3 separate regions of the Homo sapiens genome follow, and regions 1 and 2 are each linked to region 3. The links are chromatin contacts, found by Hi-C or POLR2A ChIA-PET in ENCODE. All regions are on one chromosome and are shown on one strand. The core of a region is the stretch at or near the end of the contact, and the rest is flanking DNA. Distances in the headings are between cores, read along the strand shown. Region 1 overlaps OSBPL10 (oxysterol binding protein like 10). Region 2 overlaps GLB1 (galactosidase beta 1). Region 3 overlaps CMTM7 (CKLF like MARVEL transmembrane domain containing 7).

The links. A loop is a pair of places that touch in the nucleus more often than their neighbours do. ChIA-PET counts read pairs that join two places held with the same protein, here RNA polymerase II (POLR2A). Pooled maps may share reads with other maps.
Region 1: a loop to region 3 is called in a map of naive thymus-derived CD4-positive, alpha-beta T cell, with 2.7 times the contacts of the local background. The contact joins two enhancer-like sites. A Hi-C loop is called at or near these places in 1 of 168 maps with a recorded cell type or tissue (naive thymus-derived CD4-positive, alpha-beta T cell), 1 of 37 single-sample maps with no recorded cell type and 5 of 50 pooled maps. POLR2A ChIA-PET finds 5 or more read pairs at or near these places in 2 of 52 experiments (AG04450 and HEK293).
Region 2: a loop to region 3 is called in a pooled map, with 2.3 times the contacts of the local background. The contact joins two enhancer-like sites. A Hi-C loop is called at or near these places in 1 of 168 maps with a recorded cell type or tissue (OCI-LY7), 1 of 37 single-sample maps with no recorded cell type and 3 of 50 pooled maps.

What each region holds. Positions count from the first base shown.
Region 1 is chr3:31,915,610-31,919,159 of GRCh38, reverse strand. The region is part of intron 1 of OSBPL10 (oxysterol binding protein like 10); the gene reads left to right. Among named protein-coding and RNA genes, the nearest start is that of OSBPL10, 64 kb to the left of the region's middle. Within about 2 kb of position 1,744, at least 2 of the 41 ENCODE cell types and tissues checked have a DNase peak (open chromatin) inside an H3K27ac peak, as active enhancers do.
Region 2 is chr3:33,046,473-33,049,698 of GRCh38, reverse strand. All of the region lies in intron 9 of GLB1 (galactosidase beta 1), which reads left to right. Among named protein-coding and RNA genes, the nearest start is that of GLB1, 49 kb to the left of the region's middle. Within about 2 kb of position 1,743, at least 5 of the 41 ENCODE cell types and tissues checked have a DNase peak (open chromatin) inside an H3K27ac peak, as active enhancers do; they include OCI-LY7, where a contact is called at or near this core.
Region 3 is chr3:32,437,607-32,440,924 of GRCh38, reverse strand. All of the region lies in intron 1 of CMTM7 (CKLF like MARVEL transmembrane domain containing 7), which reads right to left. Among named protein-coding and RNA genes, the nearest start is that of CMTM7, 47 kb to the right of the region's middle. Within about 2 kb of position 1,781, at least 8 of the 41 ENCODE cell types and tissues checked have a DNase peak (open chromatin) inside an H3K27ac peak, as active enhancers do; they include OCI-LY7, where a contact is called at or near this core.

The sequences.
Region 1 (3,550 bases), core at 495-2,994, 520 kb after region 3:
AGGGCAGGAGGACACAGTCCATGAAAGAGGCGATCTTTCCAGGTGGTCTGGGCAGGGCATTCTGGGTAGAAGGTACAGTATGAGCAAAAGCCCAGCATTTGGAATCATCTTCAGGAGTTGCAGGATGTTTGACATAGGGTGTGACTGGGGGCAGTTGGTAGGCAGGTGAGATCCAGGCTGTGAGTGCCTCATGCTGTGAAGTTTGACTTTATCTTGTAGATCGAAACCACAAATGGGCTTTGGATGGGCTATTTGTGGCCTGCATATGTGTTTTGTTTTGCTTGTGCAAATGTTTTCCATCACTAGTTGCCATGATTTAAAAATCAAATGCTTTCCCTTAAACATCTGAATATGTACAAATTACCACTGTCTGAAATTTTTTGGAAGATTTATTAATAGATGGTCTAGCAGTAGTGGGCCTGCATTCCACATGGCACAGGAAATGGGGTATGTGGGCCCCTGTTGCCATGGTCTCACCTGGTCTACCCCATACACTGACTTTGCTTTCCTATCCTTATAGGCTTGGGCTGGAGGTAGTGGGGCCAGTGACTTGCTTACTTTCATTTGTTTCCTGTTTGGTCAGCAGTGGTCCCAGTGATGACCGCCTTACTATCTCATTAACCCTTTTCCTTTCTGAGGTGATTTTCCATTCCAAACTCTTTAGACACAAAACTGCTCTGGAGCCAGGCATGGTAGCTCACTCCTCAGGAGGCTGAGGCAGGAGGATCGTTTGAGCCCAGGAGTTCGAGGCTACAGTGAGCTATGATCATACCACTGTACTCTGGCCTGGGCAACAGAATGAGACCCTGTCTCTTTAAAAAAAAAAAAAAGAAAAGAAAAAACAACTCCAGTGTGTGTCTTCTAGATGTTTTTGTTTCACTTTCAGGGACTTGTCTTGCTGTCTTTTAACTTTGTCATTATTACTATTTTTTAAAGCAAAAGAGAAAGTTTAAAATACTGGCATAAAGGTTAAGTGAATTGTCATTGTGTTTTTAATAACTGAGGAGGGCTTTTGTTTGGAATGATATTTATAGTAAGTTGTTCTTTTTCAATTATTAGTTTATTAAAATAGTAAATTTTAAAACCTAGTATTTCTTGAACTTTAAGCTCAACTTGTAGATAAATTTTTATTTATAAAGTAGTAATTTTCATGTCAAAAATGGTTTCACTTATTCATTGATTAACCTCACTTAGTTTCTAAATTTAACAAATTAAAGTTATTAAGGCTGTTAGCACCACTTAAAGATTTAATCAGAGTCCCTTGATGTTTTAAACTGTAATCACACATTTTAAGTATCTGTTTCTCTCAAACACCTTAACTAAGGCTGATAACAAAACCGAGGAGCAAAGTCAGCCTCATACTTCAGCAGCTCTTGGGAATTAGTGCAGTAATCCTACTGGAAGCCAAGAGGAAAAAAGAGTGCGTTAGTCCAGTCAAGGTTACATGTTTTGAGGTATTGATTGATTGATTGTCAGCATACTAGATCAGTTTGTACCTTCCAAGGTGCTCCTTCCTATCTCAACAGCTAGTTTCTTTTCTCTTTTTGTGTTTTAAATCAGGCAGCCTCCAGAACCAGAATAGGTTCAGAGAGACTCTCAAAAGCTGGTTGCTTGATAAAAACAAAGCATACTTGTGAGTAGGAGGTTTGGGTGTCTGTAGTCTTTCAGCTGGGGGTTACCTATTTGCATAGGTTGCACTTGTCTGCAGCCAGGTGTGCTAAACTACCCATCATGTAAATTAACAGAGGCTCTTGAATGTACTTTTTTTCTCTAGTCAAGCAGTAAGGATTTATTCTTTTCATTTTTCACAACATAGCAAAAGACACCTCGTTAATAGCTTTTCACTATAAAGACTGTAAAGATTGAATTACTTTCTCATTTGGTTGGGACTCCTAGTGGAGTTGGACACTGAAATTCCTTTGCCAAGGCCCTTGGCCCCACCTCACATGAACGCTGTAACTGTCGTGTAATTTCTTGTGTGGGGCCTAGTGTGGGCACCGGTGGGATGCTGAACCCCGGCTGTGACACCGACTTTGTCTTGTCTTATTCTCCAGTGTCCTATTGACCTCCTCCTGGAATCTCATTATTGATGTGCACAAGGGAAGTAAAGTAATGCAAGGAGGCACAGCCTCACATTATTTAGAAGAAATGCTTTTGGAGAGGCTTGAAATCGATTTTTTGAAATCTAAATATTAGAACAAAAGAGATATATTTAGTCTGCATATCTTAATAGGAGTCCCGGCTTACAATAAAAACATTTATTAAACAGTTAAAGATGGAAAGCAGAGATAAGCAACCATTTTCAGGAGAGGGCCAGGTGGATGAATCAACACAATTGGTCTTTTTGGCAAGAATGTTAAAACCTGTTGGTTTTGATTTTGTTAATTGGAAACAGCGAGGGAGATTAACAGGTGCCTGAGAAGTAATTAATCAGGGATTTAGAGAGCTTTTATGTTATCAGGGAAAGGTGATTTTGAAAGTGTCCACTCCAATATTTAAGAGTACTGAGTGGAACAAACATTTACATTTTTACTGTATTGATTAGCTTACTCATTGGTGAGCCATGGACTGTGGAAAATGATCATTTGTGGGGGTGGGTGATAAAAGACTAAGAGTCAATTTAGAGTGAGGTTTGGTGCATGAAAAAAGGTGTCAGATATTTTACTTCTGACTGCTCATGAGAACAAAGGCATCATAATGCTTATAACCAACCTGTTGTTACACTTGACTCCTCTGTTTTTAGAGGCAGTGGGGTGGCCACTCACTCTACACTTGCCAAATCACCCAATTAGGAAGACAAACCAAGAAGGAACATTTTACGTGACTTTAGAATTGGGGAAATAGGTGAGTAGGAAGCTGTACAAAATATGCACATTGATTTCTGCATGTTAACTTATTTTGGGTTCTAGAATGTAGAAGCCAGTATCAGTGCATCCATGTTTGTGTGCTATAGCCTTTTGGATAGAATTTGATCAGTATCAAAATAAATACATGCATACTTATTGTACATTAATTATTTCCCTCCTGGAGACAGTGCTGGATTCTTTTTTTTTTTTTTTTTTTGAGACGGAGTTTCACTCTTGTCACCCAGGCTGGAGTGCAATGGTGCGATCTTGGCTCACTGCAACCTCCACCTCCCGGGTTCAAGCGATTCTCTTGCCTCAGCCTCCCGAGTAGCTGGGATTACAGGCTCCCACCACCACACCTGGCTAATTTTTTATATTTTTTAGTAGAGACGGGGTTTCGCCGTATTGGTCAGGCTGGTCTTGAACTCCTGACCTCAGGTGATCTGCCCACCTCGTCCTCCCAAAGTGCTGGGATTACAGGCGTGAGCTACCACTCCCGGCCTGGATTTCTCTTAAAGGGTGTTGCGTGGTTGGTTACAGATAATTTTTTTTCAACTTTTATTTTAGATTTGGAGGTACACGGGCAGGTTTGTTACCTGGGTGTACTGAGTGATGCTCACGTTTGAGGTATGAATGATCCTGTCACCTAGGCACTGAGCATGGTATGCGATAGTTTTTCAACCCTTGCTCCCTCTCCTTCCCTA
Region 2 (3,226 bases), core at 494-2,993, 610 kb before region 3:
CACGCCTGTAATCCCGGCACTTTGGGAGGCTGAGGTGCGTGGATCACGAGGTCAGGAGTTTGAGACCAGCCTGGCCAACATGGTGAAACCTTGTCTCTACTAAAGATACAAAAAATTAGCTGGTTGTGGTGGCGCTCACCTGTAATCCCAGCTACTCGGGAGACTGAGGCAGGAGAATCACTTGAACCCAGGTGGTGGAGGTTGCAGTGAGCTGAGATCGTGCCATTGCACTCCAGCCTGGGTGACAGGGTGAGACTTTGTCTCAAAAATAAAATAAAATAAATACCTAAGTGACCAGTTGATAGGTGTGGCAAACCACCATGGCACACGTTTACCTATGTAACAAACCTACACGTCCTGCACATATATCCCGGAACTTAAATTAAATTAAAAAAAAGGAAAAGATAATAGTGTGCCAAGGTTGGTCACTGATATTTTAGATAATCCCTCTGTGTTCATCTTATGAGAAACAGTTGAGACCTGGTGGGTGCCTTTTTCACTTAGTAGATGGGGATTCCCCCTAGCTGCCATTGATGGGATCGGGACCAATCATCCGATCCAGGAAAAAAGGCATCGTTTTTGGAACTTTATGGTTCATGACACAATTTTTTAAAAATCTTACTGTTATACTTAAAATAACACATTCATCTTAAAAAAAAATTGGACATTATAGAAACTGTCAGAACATAAATGTTGTCCTTAATCCTCTCTCCTGCCCCTCCCTCTGCCATAATCCATAGAATTCCCCTTTCTTCCTCTGTTGCCTTATTTAGCCTGCATATTAGCCTCATCTTAATTAGAGATTATCAGCACCACTTTTCAGATAAGAATAGCTGAATACAAAAAAAAGTCCACACGTTTTCTGTTCAGCTGGCAAGGGGTGAAGCTTGGACTGGAACTCAGGTGGTGGTGAGCCAGAGTCACTGCGCTTTGGATCACCCTTTGCACCCTGGAGCCCCTGAGCCAGCCCCCACACCCACCCCACTGTGTTCTGCCAAGCCTCCCTGAAGCTGCTTTTTGCCCTGTCTCTTTGAGGAAGTGAGAGAAGGCCAGTCTGTACTTAGCAGCTGTTCTTCAGGCCAGCTTCCTAGAGGAGAGCAGGGAGAGAAAGGCATCAGGAGTGGGGAGTTCACTGCCCATCCCACCCACAGGAACATGCACCTGCCTGTGCAGGTGTGTGTCTCCTTCCTCCACACCTGTGTGTGTCCACAGCTGTGTGATGGCTGCCTACAGGGTCCAGGCGCTCCTGTACTTCTCACACAATGTGGAATGTTGATGAATGCAAAGTCTCACCATTTCTTTCACCTTCCCACCTCACACCCTCTTAAGTGGCCAGAGGAGGCTTGAATCTGCACCATTTCTCTGCGATGCTGCCCTTTGGTGGTCTAAAAACACCCAAAGTAAGATTCTGCCAGTAGAACTAGAACAAATACTTAGTCTTCCAATCCATCCTTAAACCCACTGGACAGCTTCCCAGCCTGGGCTCCCTCGGCCTGTAAAGTGTGCTTCTAGAGGTCACACTTTCCCAACTCAACCTGGCAACCCCCTCCATGCTGGGCTCTGGCTAAGGACTCAAGGGCAAGTGAGGCACAGTCTCTGCCCCTGAGGTGCAAGCAGTGTAGCATGGAGAGAGACATAACAAATAAGAAACACAGCACAGCATGGGTGACTACCACATTAGAAGCAGACGAGGGCCACAAAGAAGGTGAGTTCCTTGCAGCAACGGATGTGGGTTTTTTTTTTTCTTTGTGTCTCACAGGAAGGGATGTGTTTTAACCTATGAATCCCTTAAGGCAGGCAGACCTGTTGGCTGTGAGTTGTCTCTGATTAATAAGAAATGGGGGAAATGGTATGACTAGATCAGTTCAGTTGGTTGAGTGGTCCAGATCTTTCAAAGTTTAGATTCTGTGCAGAGAACTAATGAAAAAGTCTTTGGAGCTGACCTGCTTGATCTGATCCTCAGCCTTGCTCATCTGTCACCTCCACAACCAGTAGGTCACCCAAGGTGGCTCCATCATTGGTGAGCTGCATCCAAGGAATTTATTACTAATCCTAGGTAAACTATCATGTTTTGTGCCTCATTGATGTACAAATTAGGTTGGACAAAAGACTATTCCTAAAATAACTTCATTCTCACACACTTGCATTGCAATATGCTCTCTGAAGTAGAGGAGGAAGGCACAAAGCCTTGCTGGTCTATGGATGGCAGCATCAGCGTCACCTGGACACCTGTTAGAAATGCAGTTTCAGGCCCCACTCCAGACCTGCTGAATTAGAATCTCTGGGATGGGGCTTAGGAATCTGTTTTAACAAGCTCTCCATGTGACACTTAAGCATGGGTAAGTTTTTGAAGTACCACCCAATGTTGCAGACAACCTCATACCTGTGAACATCATCCCTGACAAGGTCGGGATCCTCTGGTCTAGACCCCGCCCCTTGCACAGTGACTGCAGGGGCATTTGTTTTTCTAGTCCTTTTGTATACTCAGTGTTGGCATTATCCATTGGTCTTTGTTGTAGGTCAAGTTCCCAGGGAAACAGACTCTGAGATTACCTGGTAGAAAGCTTATTGATTGTGCTCTCTGGAGCAATGCCTGTAGGATAGAGAGGGAGAAGTGGGGCTATGATGCAGCTTCACAAGTGGCCTCATCCAATCTTAGAGGGAGCTCTGCAGCTGGGTTGGCTGTTCGAGGCACATTGGTCAGTTGTTGGATGTGGGCTATCCCTGAGGGTTGTAACCTTGGGTGAGGCAGCTCAGCACAGGCCAGCACCCAGAGACGGACACATCTGAGAAATGTCAGCAGACAACAGCCCTAGCTGCTGGGAGAATGAGTGAGTGCCCTGGTTCTAAAGGGGGATCCAAGAGGTGCACCACAGCCCCATCGACAGTCTTTGTAGATGCAACAAAGGCCCTCGGATTATGTTTGAACCTCTGTGGCTGATGTGGGTCTGCTGTCATCTCCCGCTGTGTTTGGTTTAATAAGCCCTGGGTTTTCTGCTGATCCATGGCCTAGTCATCTGTGTCTTCACCACTGAGCTTTTCTCAGCCACAGCTTGAGGACGTGAAAAAGTTCAGAGTTGACAGGATTAACAGTCAGAGATGGGGGTCATATCATAAGCCCTGCCATTACTGCTTGTGAGGTGTTAGCAGATTTTTGTGGGGAGCTTCAGATTCCCTGCTTGTCCAGTGGGGGTGATACCTGCTAGAATCACAGCTGTGAGCTTCT
Region 3 (3,318 bases), core at 532-3,031:
GAATGAGTAACAGTCTGAGCTTCCGTGAAGGCCAAAGAGAAAACCTGTCTACTCCATGTAGGGAACAAACCAGTAACACACGGGATTCAATGTGTGTAAAATCTTAGAATCTACTTATTTATTTAGTTATTTAGTTTTTGTTTTTCTGAGATAGAGTCTGGCTCTGTTCCCCAGGCAGGAGTGCAGTGAACCAATCTCAGCTCACTGCAACCTCTGCTTCCTGGGCTCAAGTCATCCTCCCACCTTAGCTTCTCAAGTAGCTAGGATTACAGGCGTGTGCCATCATGCCTGGCTAATTTTCATATTTGTAGTAGAGACGGGGTTTTGCCATGTGGCCCAGGCTGGTTTCAAACTCCTGAGCTCAAGCAATCCCCCTGCCTTGGCCTCCCAAAGTGCTGGGATTATGGACGTAAGCCATTGTTTCCAGCCAGGAATCTATTTAAAATGCACAACCAATTTAGAAAAAAGATTATTTTATACACTGCCTCTCTCCTATGGAGGAGTGATTCTTTTTTTTTTGAGATGGAGTCTCACTCTGTTGCCCAGGCTGGAGTGCAGTAGCATGATCTTGGCTCACTGCAACTCTGCCTACGAGATTCAAGCGATTCTCTTGCCTCAGCCTCCAGAGTAGCTGGGACTACAGGTATGCACCACCATGCCCAGCTAATTTTTGCATTTTTAGTAGAGAGGGGGTTCCACCATGTTGGCCAGACTGGTCTTAAACTCCTGAACTCAAGTAATCTGCCTGCCCCAGCTCCCCAAAGTGCTGTGATTACAGGTGTGAGCCACCACGCCTGGCCAGAGCAGCGAGTCTTAAAGTGTGTGTGTGTGTGTGTGTGTGTGTGTGTGTGTGTATGCGTGTGGTGTTAGTGTATGGGTGTGTTAGCGTATGGGTATATGATTTTGTGTCCTATGGGACATTTGGCAATGTGTGTATATATTTTTGGTTTACACAATTTGCGGGGATGGGGGTTGCTACTGGCATTTAGTGGGTAGAGGCCCAGGGTGCTGCTAAGCACCCTGCAATAAATAGGAGAGCTCCCATAGTAAAGAGTTACCCATCTCCAGCCCCAAATGTGGCCCCTCAACTACAGTACTACTGTTGAAAAATTCTGCTATAGAAAATGTCAGTCTACAATGAGAATTAAATCACAAAATGGGGCCTGGTGCATGCCTGGCATCCCAGGCTCACGCCTGCAATCCCAGCACTTTGGGAGGCCAAGGCGGGTGGATCACCTGAAGCCAGGAGTTTGAGACCAGCCTGGGCAACAAGCAAGACCCTGTCTCTACAAAAAATACAAAAACTAGCTGGGCGTGGTGGCATGCACCTGTGGTCTCAGCAACTTGGGAGGCTGAGGTGGGAGGATCAATTGAGCCTAGGAGGTTGAGGTTGCAGTGAGCTATTATCACGTCACTGCACTCCAGCCTGCAAGACAGAGTGAAAGTCTGTCTCTAAAAAAATAAAAATCAAATCAAATCACAAAATGGATCTTACTCCAGTTAAAACAGTTGATGCTGAAATGCTCTTATTTTCTAAAGCCCCTTGTTGCTAGCCCACTATCAAGATCCTCAGCAATAGGTACAACAGCTAAAAGAGAACTCTCAGCTGGAAGCTTGAAGCAGGTATGGAGAGTGCTCTGCTTACCAGATCGAAACAGAAGAGTGTGGCTGTGACACAAAGAGTCCCTCAACATTTGTGTATTTCCCTTTGCTAATGAGCAACGCAAGTGTTTTCATTTTTTCGGTTCCTCTGAAGCTAGCCAGCCATGGTGATATAATGATTCACACCTCTGCCTTACTCAGGAGTGTGCATGATCGCCAGGGCTTTGCTGCTACGTTAGTCTTACTTCCAGGCCACATCTACATGGGGAAGTCTAGGGGTCTTCCCAGCCCCACAATGACCTCCTCAAGAACTCAAGTATCATTATTCAAGGCATGACTGAAAATGCAGATAATGTGGGATTATGCAGCGTGATTCCTAGGTAGAGAGGCAATTTTGCATCTAGTTTAATGCAGAGATTAAAATAATTTTCCAACTCGTCGTTGAAGACAAAGTTAGCTCTTTTTCATGGTGACACAGGGATGTGGAAGTTTCCCAGCCAACAAAAGGGGCCTGTGCAGGTCAGGTCTTCCTGCTCTGAGCCTCCAGGGCTGAGTACTGTGTAGTAGGAAGTACATTCCTGCTCTATCAGAAACATCTCGAACCTTTCTGGGAAACTTGCTCATGAAATAACACTTTCTGAATTCGGTTCACTGGGCCTATGGCCATCTACCATATGACTTTCTTTAGGAAAGCCCAATTTTAGAAAATCTAATTTAGCCAGAGTATGGTGTGTGCTTATGCGTGCTCCTAAAAGCTTCCTTTTTGCCCAGGGATTCATTCATTCCAACTTTAAATAGCCAGCATCTTAGCCAGCATATTAAGTTAAAAAAAAAAAAAAGATTTGACTGACATCAAACTTTTCAGAAATTCTTCTAAAGCCAGTAGGTAACTTCTGCAAATGCTGGGGCCCCCTGAATTATTTAGAAGCTTAATTCCTGGGTGACAAAATAATCTGTACAACAACCCCCTCCCATGACACAAGTTTACCATATAAGAAACCTACACAAGTACCCCTGAACTTAATATACAAGTTAAAAAAGAAAGCAAAGGTGAAGTGGAAGAAAGAACAAGACAATAGTGGGGAAAAGGCGCTGGGGTGTTTATCCCTGCCCTCCTCCCGCCAGCTCCAACCCTCTCAGGTGTCTTCGTGTTCCCAGTTAGAAAAGCAAATGCACAAACACGCCTGAATTCAGAGAGGACTGGAGGTAGGGGTTCTGACTTCAGGACGGAGTGAAGCAGCTGGGAGGCTCCTGGAAGACAGATGTTTCTGTGTAGAGTAACTTCAAAGTGATGCTGTCCAAAGGGTTCACTTGCCTCTTAAGGTGCCTTCTAGCTCCTCTCGTAACGGTTTGTTCTTTTATATTGAACTGTCATAAAAATAAAATATCTAACATAAATGTCCAGGGGTTTATTTTATTTATTTTATTTTTTTGAGATGGAGTCTCACTCTGTCGCTAGGCAGGAGTGCAGTGGCAACATCTCAGCTCACTGCAACCTCCACCTCCCTGGTTCAAGGGATTCTCCTACCTCAGCCTCACAAGTAGCTGGGATTACATGTATGCGCCACCATGCCCAGCTAATTTTTGTATTTTTAGTAGAGACAGGGTTTCACCATGTTGGCCAGGAGAGTCTCGATCTCCTGACCTTGCGATCTGCATGCCTTGGCCTCCCAAAGTGTCGAGAGTACAGGCGTGAGCCACCGCGCCCGGCCTATT